2 separate regions of the Homo sapiens genome follow, and region 1 is linked to region 2. A link is an interaction called in ENCODE POLR2A ChIA-PET data of the cell type or tissue named here. Cell type or tissue: MCF 10A. All regions are shown on one strand. Links, peaks and the distances in the headings refer to the core of each region. The heading gives the core; the rest is flanking DNA. Region 1 overlaps TMEM33 (transmembrane protein 33). Region 2 holds the start of LOC124900696 (a long non-coding RNA gene).

The links. Peaks named below come from ENCODE experiments on the same cell type or tissue, not always from the same donor. Only the 100,000 strongest peaks of a DNase experiment are listed, where the experiment ranks them.
Region 1: POLR2A ChIA-PET joins it to region 2 with 19 read pairs; 6 of 35 experiments call an interaction of 5 or more read pairs at or near these places.

What each region holds. Positions count from the first base shown.
Region 1 is chr4:41,937,016-41,942,408 of GRCh38, reverse strand. It overlaps TMEM33 (transmembrane protein 33), which reads right to left. Exons shown (of 7, transcript NM_018126.3): 2 at 3,713-3,807; 3 at 3,026-3,213. Among named protein-coding and RNA genes, the nearest start is that of TMEM33, 4.3 kb to the right of the region's middle. In MCF 10A, for the core only: no CTCF peak of the experiment used is centred there; a DNase peak (open chromatin) is centred at 3,188.
Region 2 is chr4:41,886,724-41,892,116 of GRCh38, reverse strand. It overlaps LOC124900696 (a long non-coding RNA gene), which reads left to right and starts at 1,185. Exons shown (of 2, transcript XR_007058105.1): 1 at 1,185-1,235. In MCF 10A, for the core only: a CTCF peak has its summit at 3,803 (motif pointing right); DNase peaks (open chromatin) are centred at 2,606 and 3,836.

The sequences.
Region 1 (5,393 bases), core at 324-5,323, 50 kb before region 2:
CCTATATCCAAGTATTAGAAGAACCCTAACTCCCTAATATAGTTCTCCAAATTAATATCCTGACCAACTCATTCCCACCTCTAACAAGAATTAAGAAAAATGTCCATTTCCTAAGTAGAGATCATATATGTATATAAAAAGTTTTAAATTTTTTAATGAATCATAGACTACTTTGAAACTGATGGAAGCTACAACCCTCTCCAAAAGTCACTATAAAACTCTGTCGATCCTTAAAGAATTCAATTTAAACTTTGACACATATCCAGACTGAATTCAATAAAAGGGGCAGTGTCAGGTAGTGAAAATAGAGCCCTGAATTGGGAGTCAAGATACCTGAGTTCCACTCCTGACTCTGTCACTAACCTAATTTTCCTAGGTCAAGTTTCATGCTCTGGCAAATGAGTATGCAGAGATCAAAGCTAGAAACTGCCAATGAGTCTTTTATGTCTAACATTCTATAGTTCACAAATCCTTGGTAAGAGATTCATAATCTTAGTCTTCAACATTACTCTTAAACTATTAATACAATGTATTTAGAAAAGATAAGAGGTGAAATGCCCTATCTGTTATTAATCAAGCAAGGACAAAATATCACTTTTATAAGAAGAAGGATCAGAACGCAAATCTGTAATATTACTTTGGGCCCGCTTTTATTTATTACCATATCACTTTAATAATCAGATTAGCATTTGCTGCCAATTACTAGTTTATGTTATTCCCACTGTTTACTACATTCCCTTTGTAAGAATTTAAGGAATATGAAATCCTTAATCTTCAACATTCCCAGGAAAGAGGGGCTACCAAATAACCAACTGTATAAAAAGGCAGAAAGGTTTTCTTCACCAGTCATGAGTCTCATTTGGCAAGACCTCAGGATTCACTCAACAAAACTTACTGAGTGCCTGATCTGTGTGAGGCACTGTTCCCAAAGTTATTGACGTATTCAGTTTACCCTACATTGAAACACATTTTCTGTCATTTCTATTTCTCCCTCCAAAGAAATTTTAAGCTACTAAAAGGCATGACCAAAAATCTCTACATAACTTCCCGTTATAGCTCAGAAAGGCTAGAATTTTAACATTGGTGACTGCAAAGCACTTCAATCAACAGAGGCTGGTCAAGCCAATAATATGCCAAACAAATGTGATTATCATTTACAGTTGTAGTATAGTAATCATTTAATGAGTTTTACCTAAAAATAAACCAATACAAATTATGATGGGACATTACAGACTCATGCATTGAAACAGGAAAAATTTTATCCTTACATTTCAAACTACCCACATTATCTCAGTGAAGTGAGTAATTTAAAGGGAATCTCCATATACTGAATATTTAAATGAAATTACCAGGTTTACCCACATACAGAAAGAAATATTTTTAATGTATACTTAAGTATTACTCACCCACTAACTGTAGATAAGGTAGAGCTTTTAAGTTAGAAAGACTTTTTCAGCATTACTACTTACTAGCCAATGTGTGGGAAGTGAATACTGACAATCAGCAAATCAGCATCTTTATTAAAAATATACCACAACAATTTTTTTCAGAGTGCTACAAAGATTAAATGTCAAGTTCTTTTTTTTTTTTTTTTTTTTTTTGAGAAGGAGTCTCGCTCTGTCGCCCAGGCTAGAGTGCAGTGGCACAATCTCAGTTCACTGCAACCTCCACTCCAGGGTTCAAACGATTCTCCTGCCTCAGCCTCCCGAGCAGCTGGGACTACAGGCACATGCCACCATGCCCAGCTAATTTTTTGTATTTTTAGTAGAGATGGGGTTTCGCCATATTAGCCAGGATGGTCTCAATCTCCTGACCTCATGATCCGCCCACCTCAGCCTCCCAAAGTGCCACCGCACGTGAGCCACCGCGCCTGGCCTAAATTCAAGTTCTTATACTGGCAAAATAGGTGCTCAGGAAATTTCGGTTTCCTCCTATTTCTTTTCCTTAAGACTTATAAAAATCTATTTAAAAATTTGATACTTCATGAGCATAGGTATCTAAATAGGTAATATTCAGTCTCAGAGGAATATTTTATTGTGCTTTACATAACATACAGATGTATCATAAATATTCAAAAGCTCTTAGACCAGCACTTCTCAATGCACAAAATGATTTGCAGAGATAATCTACAGGAAAAAAAACAACCACAAATTTAAGTTTAAAAAACCCTACTAACTCTCTTAGTTTCACAACACACGTTAGAATACCAAAGCCACTATAGTAAAGAACCCTATTTAAAAATGTTTGACCTGGCTGGGCGTGATGGCTCACGCCTATAATCCCAGCACTTTGGGAGGCAGAGGCAGGTGGCCTGGGCAACAGAGCAAGACTCTGTCTCAAAAAAAAAAAAAAAAAAAAAAAAGAAAGTTTAACCTAGTGTTCACTATAGAACCTCTTCCCCATTTTTCCCCTCCTTTATGGACTACCCAGTATCATCCCACAACACACCTTTGAAATGTGAAAACATACAAATTCCAAATGAATTATTTCTCATTAGCTTCACGGATTATCCATGTGTGTCCTTATTTTCTACTCTATACACAGCAAATATTAATTTCTTTGTATTGATTATCTCATTACCTGCTTAAATAAGTTGTTTCTTGGTTAAATTCCATTTGTATCTAGTTCACTGGGGTTAAGATGGAAAGAGCTGAGGACCTCTCTTTTTTAAAGCAAGACATCTGGACACTTTGCCAAAAACGTGAATTAAATGAAAAAAATGTAAATATTAAAGTAAGTTCTGCGTAAGGTTGTGCTTCGAAGGGGAATTTGAAAATATCCATTCTAATAGGGAAGCTTACAAGAGGCAAGAACAAAGATAGTTTAAAATTCCTAAATCAGCTCTTCAAAGTTTAGATTTCACATTTTAAAGTCAGAAATTCTTACACTAAACATATCTTCATTCAAATGAAGTGCCGAGAACAAACCCAGGCTTCATGGAATGCCTTCATTGCTGAAATAATCAGAAGAGATCTCCTATATGCTTAGTTGGCAATTTCATTGTTAACAAGGTAGAAAAGGATACTTGTAACTGGATAGGAATTTACAAAGATGAGTGAATACAACAGGTAGTGGCAGCTGTCCTCTAACAAAGCCTGGGCCAGGAATGCTCTGCTTAACTGGAAGTGTGGTAATCTTTGATGCAGCCTCAGAGCACTGGTAAGAGCATTTGCCAGCAAAGCACGTTGGTAAAAGCTTGCTGCTTCATGCAACCTGCAAATTACCAGAGGAGAGGTTATCATGAGACATAAACAACTGCAGTGTCTCTTCCTCCTTTGTGAATTGCATCATAATTGCACAACACCTAAATCACTTGTCAATAGAAAAAAATTACATGAACTTATTCTACCGTTTTAATAGCTTCACTTCATATATATGCCCAACTGAATTTCTTATAATCAATTTATAAAATTGAATTTTATAAAGCAGGACCTTCCTGTCAAGTAATAAGTAAAAATGAAAAAAACATGAACTTATCTCATTCCCACACATCAATTTTTCCTTGGATTTTCAATGTGTTAGTTTCACAAAGCACAAGATATAAAATATTCCTCTGATAATGTTATTAGGTTGTTAGTACCTGAAGGCTGGAACTTGTATTTTATTTGTCCCTAAACCCTTTACAGGTTAATAAGTCTTACACCTAAAAGGCACTCCATATAAACTGACTCAACAATTGAATATCAAAGGCAGCAATATGTATAATACATACCCAAGAAGAGGCAGAACAAACAGAGCAGAGCAGTAAACTGTGAACAAGCGAGAAAGCCACATTGCCGTGTCCAGTTTATTGGTCATCATGAATTGCTAAATTTAAAAAGAAAAATACTGTAAGCTATGCCTGCAAATCATGTTTTTAAGCATCAAGACTGTGTGGTTTTTATGTCTACTCAAAATATTTTAATCTTCCTCCATTTGTTTTTTTAGATCATTAGGTGAAAACTCTAAGGCAATTACATGTTTCATGTATATGCTTAATGAGAAGTCCAAACACCTTATAGTTTTCATGTGGAAAGCACAAGAAGTACTTAAACAGAAATAAATAGAAAAATATCAGCTGACATTTTAAAAAAATGCAAAGACTAATTAATTAGAAAAAATAATCTTAACAGAAATTCAACTACAATTGTCTGTGTTCCTTTAACACTTGCAATATTGGCTTCATCTATTTTAAAAGAACATTAAACAAAAACTAATTGCTCTCAAGAGATCCATATGCCTATTCTTAGCAAAAAATCTCAAATCCGAATAGGTAGGTCTCAGAGCTGAGTAAAACATCACATAAAGCCAGTTGGGATTAAAGAAACCTTTTGAAGAAGAAATATAAAACCATGATAGTAGTAACAACTAAACTCATTCGCCTTGTAATCTGCCTACATGCACAAGGGCCTGGCATACTCTAGGTGCTCAAAATGTGGCTGACAGGTATTAAATGGCCACCTGCCTCTCTGATTACACCACTCTCTTTATCACCTCCATGTTCCCCCACAAGTCTTACCCTAGTTTCGGTGGTCCTAGATTAAACTTTCCTATACCATTTTCTTCCCCCATTTTTTTCCCATTCTATCTTTCCTTTGCTGCTTTCCCCCCAATACTTATGTCTATTACCACTAAAGCAGAATCTTAAAATGTGTTTTCTCATTAAAATGTATCTTATATTCAAAAGTGGCTTTTACATTTTTTGTCTAGGATCTTCGTAATTTTAACATTGAGATCCATATACATGGATATATAAACAAAAGTTTCACAAATATTTACCCTACTGTATATAATGGATTTTGACATTTTCTATTTAATTTTTTAAAAATAGCTGGTGTTTACACTAAACTGACTTCTCAACTCACTAATGGGTCTACCTGAAGTCTAAAAACACTGCTCTATGTAATTTAATTTCATTATCTTTTGAAAAAAAAATATAAAAAATTTGAGGGAAAAATCCAAGTACATTGTAAAATTCCAGGCTGTTTTATTTTATGTCTTTTTAACCCACATGTAGGTAATTTCAGAAATATGAAATACAACTTTGATTTATCATTAAATCCAGACTTACCGTACTGTGACTCCAATAAACTGAAATGATTAGCAGTAATCAAGTGAAGGATGAATCCAGCTTACTGTGCTCAGTTTCTCAACAAATATTATGACTGGGCACCACAGCTTGAAAGTTAGTTTTAGAACATTCTCCTTAAAATCTATTTGTTCAGGTTGTTTATTCTGCAATAAATCATTGAGCTATGCGTTTCATTTTGTACACACTTATGTATATTATACAATTTTAAAAGTTTAAGAAAGTCTATTGGTATACATTTTTTAAGAGTAAACTGTCCAACCATCAGGCAAAAAAAAAAAAAAATCACTAGATCTTTGGGTGAAAAATTGTTGAGGAGCAATAT
Region 2 (5,393 bases), core at 141-5,140:
TGAGCCCAGGAGGTCAAGGCTGCAGTGAGCTGTGGGCATGCCACTACACTCCAGCCTGGGTGACACAGCGACATAGACCATTGCTGCAGAATCATCTGGTATATTTTTTCAGATGCGGGCTTCTGGGCCCCACTCTAGATATAATAAAATGATCTCTGAGGGAAATCTGAGAATCTGAATCTTTTATAAACACCTATCCAAGCAATTCTTACACCATTAAAATTCAAAAAGCACACGCTTAGAGCCTTTGAGGTCTCTGCTGAGACTTAAATATCATTTGATGAGCTTGCAATACAGTTAATGGATAATAGCGTGAGTGGTGATAGCCTCAATCCTTATCTTGCCATAAAATATTCCATGATTTCTACTTTGGTTTCTTACCTGAATCTTGCAGGAATCTTAGGGTTTGCATAAATATTCTTAGAATCCACTGACAATCTGGTCCAATCTTTGTGCTTTTTATTGATATTTGGTAAATACTATTGGTCCACATGTAATATAACCAGACCAATGTTATTTTCACAATTTGTACACACAATGGACTATTAAGTACTTTCTTCTTCAATATAGCAAGTACAGAATCAGCCAAATGAAGTAAATTTCCAGTCAAAACCTACGGTTATTTACTTGGAAATATCACCCCCGCCAACCCCCACCTTGCCCAAAAAAATGCTGAATTAAGATTACTTCCATGGTAACATAAGAGCATCTCACAGAGAAAGGAAAATAAATTCATGATATTGCTAGAATGAATACCATCCTTGACTAAGTGACTGTTCACTGAGAACAATTGCCATTTGGGGGTCTTTTTCTCCCTGGATAAGGTTGTAGTCTCTCTAGCACGGGCACCACTGAGCTACAATTGTATGTATAATTGTGTGGTATCTTAAAGGCATTTTCTGTGTAGTGTTTATCAGAAAACAGCAGAAGTATACCAGAACCAAAAATACTTTTCTTCACATTGTCAAGAGGACTTTCATGCTTTTCATCCATTCTTCAGAAAATGAAAAGCTAATGCCATGTAATCACAATTTCCTGGGATTCTGAAAAACCGTTAAAGAGGCACATTGATGGCCTCTGAATAGAAACACTGTAGCGCGTTTTGGATTGGCTCTGTTCTGGGGGTTCTTGACACTCATATGCTCAAATCAGAGTGGTCAAAGGTTTCTTTTGTGTCCAAAACACCCAGACGGTCTGATTTCAACCATGCATGTGCTTCTGGGTGAATGCAGATGGTAAGTTTTCTTTTTCTTTTTTTAGTGGGGAAAAAAAAAGAAACTTAATTAAAGCCCATGTTAATTATGTTGATAGTTGAAGCTTGATAATTATGAGAATTTCGTTTTGTAGGTATCTAAAATAGGGTGCTTTAAAGTTGTATTGTCAGATGAAGTGTTTTTCTTTCTGTGGTCTAGATTTATTAAAACCAACCAAACACCACATAAAGTTAGCTTTATTAGAAGCAGGAATAAACAGGAAGATTTCTGGCCATGTTAATATTTAATTTTAAGACAAAGTAGCACACCTGTGTTACTAAACACATTAGGCTGTATTTTAAAACCATGTTATGTTTCTTGAACCACTGGCACATCTTCCTCCTTCTCATATCTTCAAAAACATTGCTGCAGTGTGTGCTTGTATGTACTATCCTGAAGCAGTTTCCAAGAGCTGCATTGATTCCCAGGAAAATGGTTGTACAGAAACAAAACTGGCTCATGGTGTATTCCCAGGTACATTCAACAGCCAACTTAACGTATTACTACTTACTGTGTGCTGACCAGTGTGCCACAGAAACCCACACAGTGTCAGCCATAGTGATTAAACAAAGTGGCATGGGCAATGTCAACAGTCCATGTTTCTGTGTAACAGGACATCTGATTTTGGTTCTCCAAATAGGAAGTGGCTCTTCCTATCAAAAGGGAGCGTTTGCCTCTTGCAAAGATGATGAATTAACCTTGGCAGTCAGATGGGAGAGTCAGAGAGCTGCAGCCCCAGCAAGCCAGGCTCTGGATGAGTAAGGAAGTCCATAAGGACTTGAAACTAGAAGCAAGTATCTCAACTGCTAGGGACAAGAACAGCATGGATCACCCAGAAAAGGAGCACTGCAGGGCTGGGCATGCTCCCCGGCCACCTTTGAGAGGGTAAACTCACAGGATATTCAAGTTTGTTGTAAAGGTCTCATCTTAGATTATGAGTTCAGTTTTCAATAAAATTTTTTGTGCCTGTCTTAGTCTGTTTTGTGTTGCTATAACAGGATACCTGAGGATGAATAATTTATAAAGAAAAGAGGTTTATTTGATTCATGATTCTTGTGGCTGGAAGGTTCAAAATTGGGCAGCTGTATCTGGTGAGGGTCTCAAGCTGCTTCAACTCATTGTGGCAAGTGGAAGGGGAGCAGGTATGTGTGCAAAGAGACTGCATGGCAAGAGAGGAAGCAAGAGAGAGAAACAGAGGAAGTCATATGCTTTTTAACAATCCACTGTTGGGGAAACTAATCCATTCCCTGAAGGACTCACTCACCTCCTCAGGGGAGAGTATTAATCTATGTATGAGAGATCTGCCCCTATGACCTAAATACCTCCCACTAGGCCCCACCTCCCAACACTGCGAAATTGGGGATCAAATTTCAACATGAGTTTTGGCAGGGACAGACCATATCCAAACCATAGCAGTGACCTGCATTAAGTCCAGTGTCAAAGAAACCCTTTAACATGTTATATGCAGAAATGCAGATGTGGTTCATCTGGCATGAACAAGAAACTTTTTCTCAAAAGAATGAAAACAGATACATAGTCTTCTTTACTGAGTTGGGTAAAGCTTGCTTTGGTCAGGATATGCCACATATGAGTCTAACATGTGTGAAGAATCTTATATATTATCCTGAACGAAACAGTTAAATAATCATATTTTGGTTGTGTAGGATCCACCATGATTTTGTAAGAAAGAAATGAATAAAAATAAACTGAGAGCTGAGGTTTTCTGGGAAAAAAAAAGGCTTTGAATGATCCAAGTTCATAGATAAGAGATATTTACTGCACCTTTAATACGTGCAATGCTCTGATAGGTGTCACAGTGATAAGGGTAGTGGAAGGTGTGGAAAGGGAAAGGGGTTGGGTCTGACATAGGGTTAATTCTAATCCCCTACAACTTCTACACTGGTGAACAGCAATGCTCAGAAGAGAGATCCTGTGACATCCTAAAATGTTCTGTAACTCATAAGCAAGGCCATTTATCATAGGGTTGAAGTGCATGCTCTCTGGAAACTCATGACCTGGGTTTAAATTCCAGCTCTATCATTTTCTAGCTGTGTGACAGTTCTCAGCTGCCTCATCTTCACAAGAGCAATAGTAACCATACCTATTCATAGAAAAGGGGAAATTAAATGAACTTAAGTACCTGATGTACTTAGTATTATGTAAGTGTTCACTATTATTGTCAAGTACTACTGAAATTGACATTCAGCAGTCCATGTATTCCATTACACACTGTGTACTAATTCTTTGCAAATGATTAGCCTATGTAAGTTATATCAGCGACTGTAAGATAACCGAATTAGAATTCACAATTCCCCAGCCATTCTAGAAAAATGGAAATTTGCTGTACAAAGATTATGGCCCTGTCCTCATAATTGAGGGTATTCCAAGAATATCTGGAGGAATCTTAGAGTTCTGTTTTTTTATTGAATTTGACATATTATGAATTCAATTCTTATTGTTCATGGAATATAATTCATATTAATTGAAGAAAAATAATTCAGACTATGGCCTGAAATTACAAAAGCATGCTAACTTTCATGTGAGCTGACAGTTCTTGTCCACCAGGGGGCAGTCCACTCATTGAAACCAAGGACAGAAATAACTAGAATAAATAAAACCTGTAACTTAAAAATAAAACGCATTTTAAATAAGTTTCAGTTTCAATAAAACTTTTATAGAGATACAATGACATAGAAGAACCAGTCCTTGTTCCTGCCTTCTGGTAGACAGACAATCAAGAGACAGAATAAAGCAAAAGGTAGTACTAATCTACAATCCAGTCTCAGGGCCATCTAGATAAATGAGGGGCCTGGGGGCACTCTATGAAGTGAACTGAACCAAGGCCAAATTCACTGTACAGAACAGGATTTAAATGCAAGAGAACTAGTGACAATCAGAGGGAGTATTAAGTCTTCAATTACATAGATGTTCATCAAAGGGCATTTTATAATGCCTGCCTCCTCTAAAATGTGGTGAAAGCAGCAGTAGCTGTAATAGCAGAACTATGAGCTTCTCAGTTAAGAAATGCATCCCCAAGTTCAGGACTACTGGTCCTTATCTTGGCAAATCTAAAGGACTTCACATCCGAATAAATAAATGACTGTTTCATATGCCAAGAAATGACATTTAGCCTTAAAATAGATACATCCCACTGCCAGAATACAGAAACCATACTTCATGATAGAATAAAATCAAACATTTTAAACTCTGAGCTTTCTTTGCATCTTGGTGAAGCCGATTTGGTGGATTAGATTTTTCCTAGCAAGGAACTAAGGAACAGTTGAGTTCAAACATACTATTACATAATCTGCAATTATCCAGGAACCAGTGGAGTATAGTAGAAAGATCAATGACCTTGGTGTTAAAAGAGCCAGTCATAAATCTTAGTGTCTCTACTTTTCATTTATATACCCTTGGGCAATATATATGTAAGGGAGTTTTGCAAAACTATGTGGAGCACGATATCATACATTCACAAGGTTTTATTAATTACAAAGGACTTTTCAACACAGTGTTTCCTCATAAGATCTTCCTTAGATGGAATTTTGCAAGGGTTAAATGAGATAATTCACATAAAGCACTTGGAGGGTGCCTGAGAATCAGAATAAGAATGCAATGAATGGCAGTTATTATTAATAGTAGTAGTATTAGTTTGACCCTCATGCCAATCCCGTGTGCTAGAGATTGTCATCTCCACATTGCGAGATTTTAAACAACTGCAGCCCAAGAGAAATAAAGTGACTGGTCTAAAGTCACAAAACAGGAATATTAGAGCCTGGACTGAAGCTCATGCATGTTTTCCCTTTTCCAGCATACATTCAGGACACTATTTACAATGAGCTTGAGCAGTATCACAAGGAAGAGGGTTTTTTCCCTTTGAAGTGAAAGCCCAAGTGGATGCCCCACCATTGACTTTCCCACTCTTCTGGTCCTGGCCTCGTAGAGTCCCTGACCCCAAGAGCTCCTTCAATGCATCAGTATAGAACAGAGGCTCTTAACCTTCATTGCACATAAGAATGCTCTGGCGAGTTTTTAAAAGTACTGAGTCTCAGACCCCAAAGCAGTCTAATGAAATCGGAATGTTCTGTAGGACATTTCTTCCTCGTCCACTCTAGCCACAGTTACTATGCCTGAATCTGG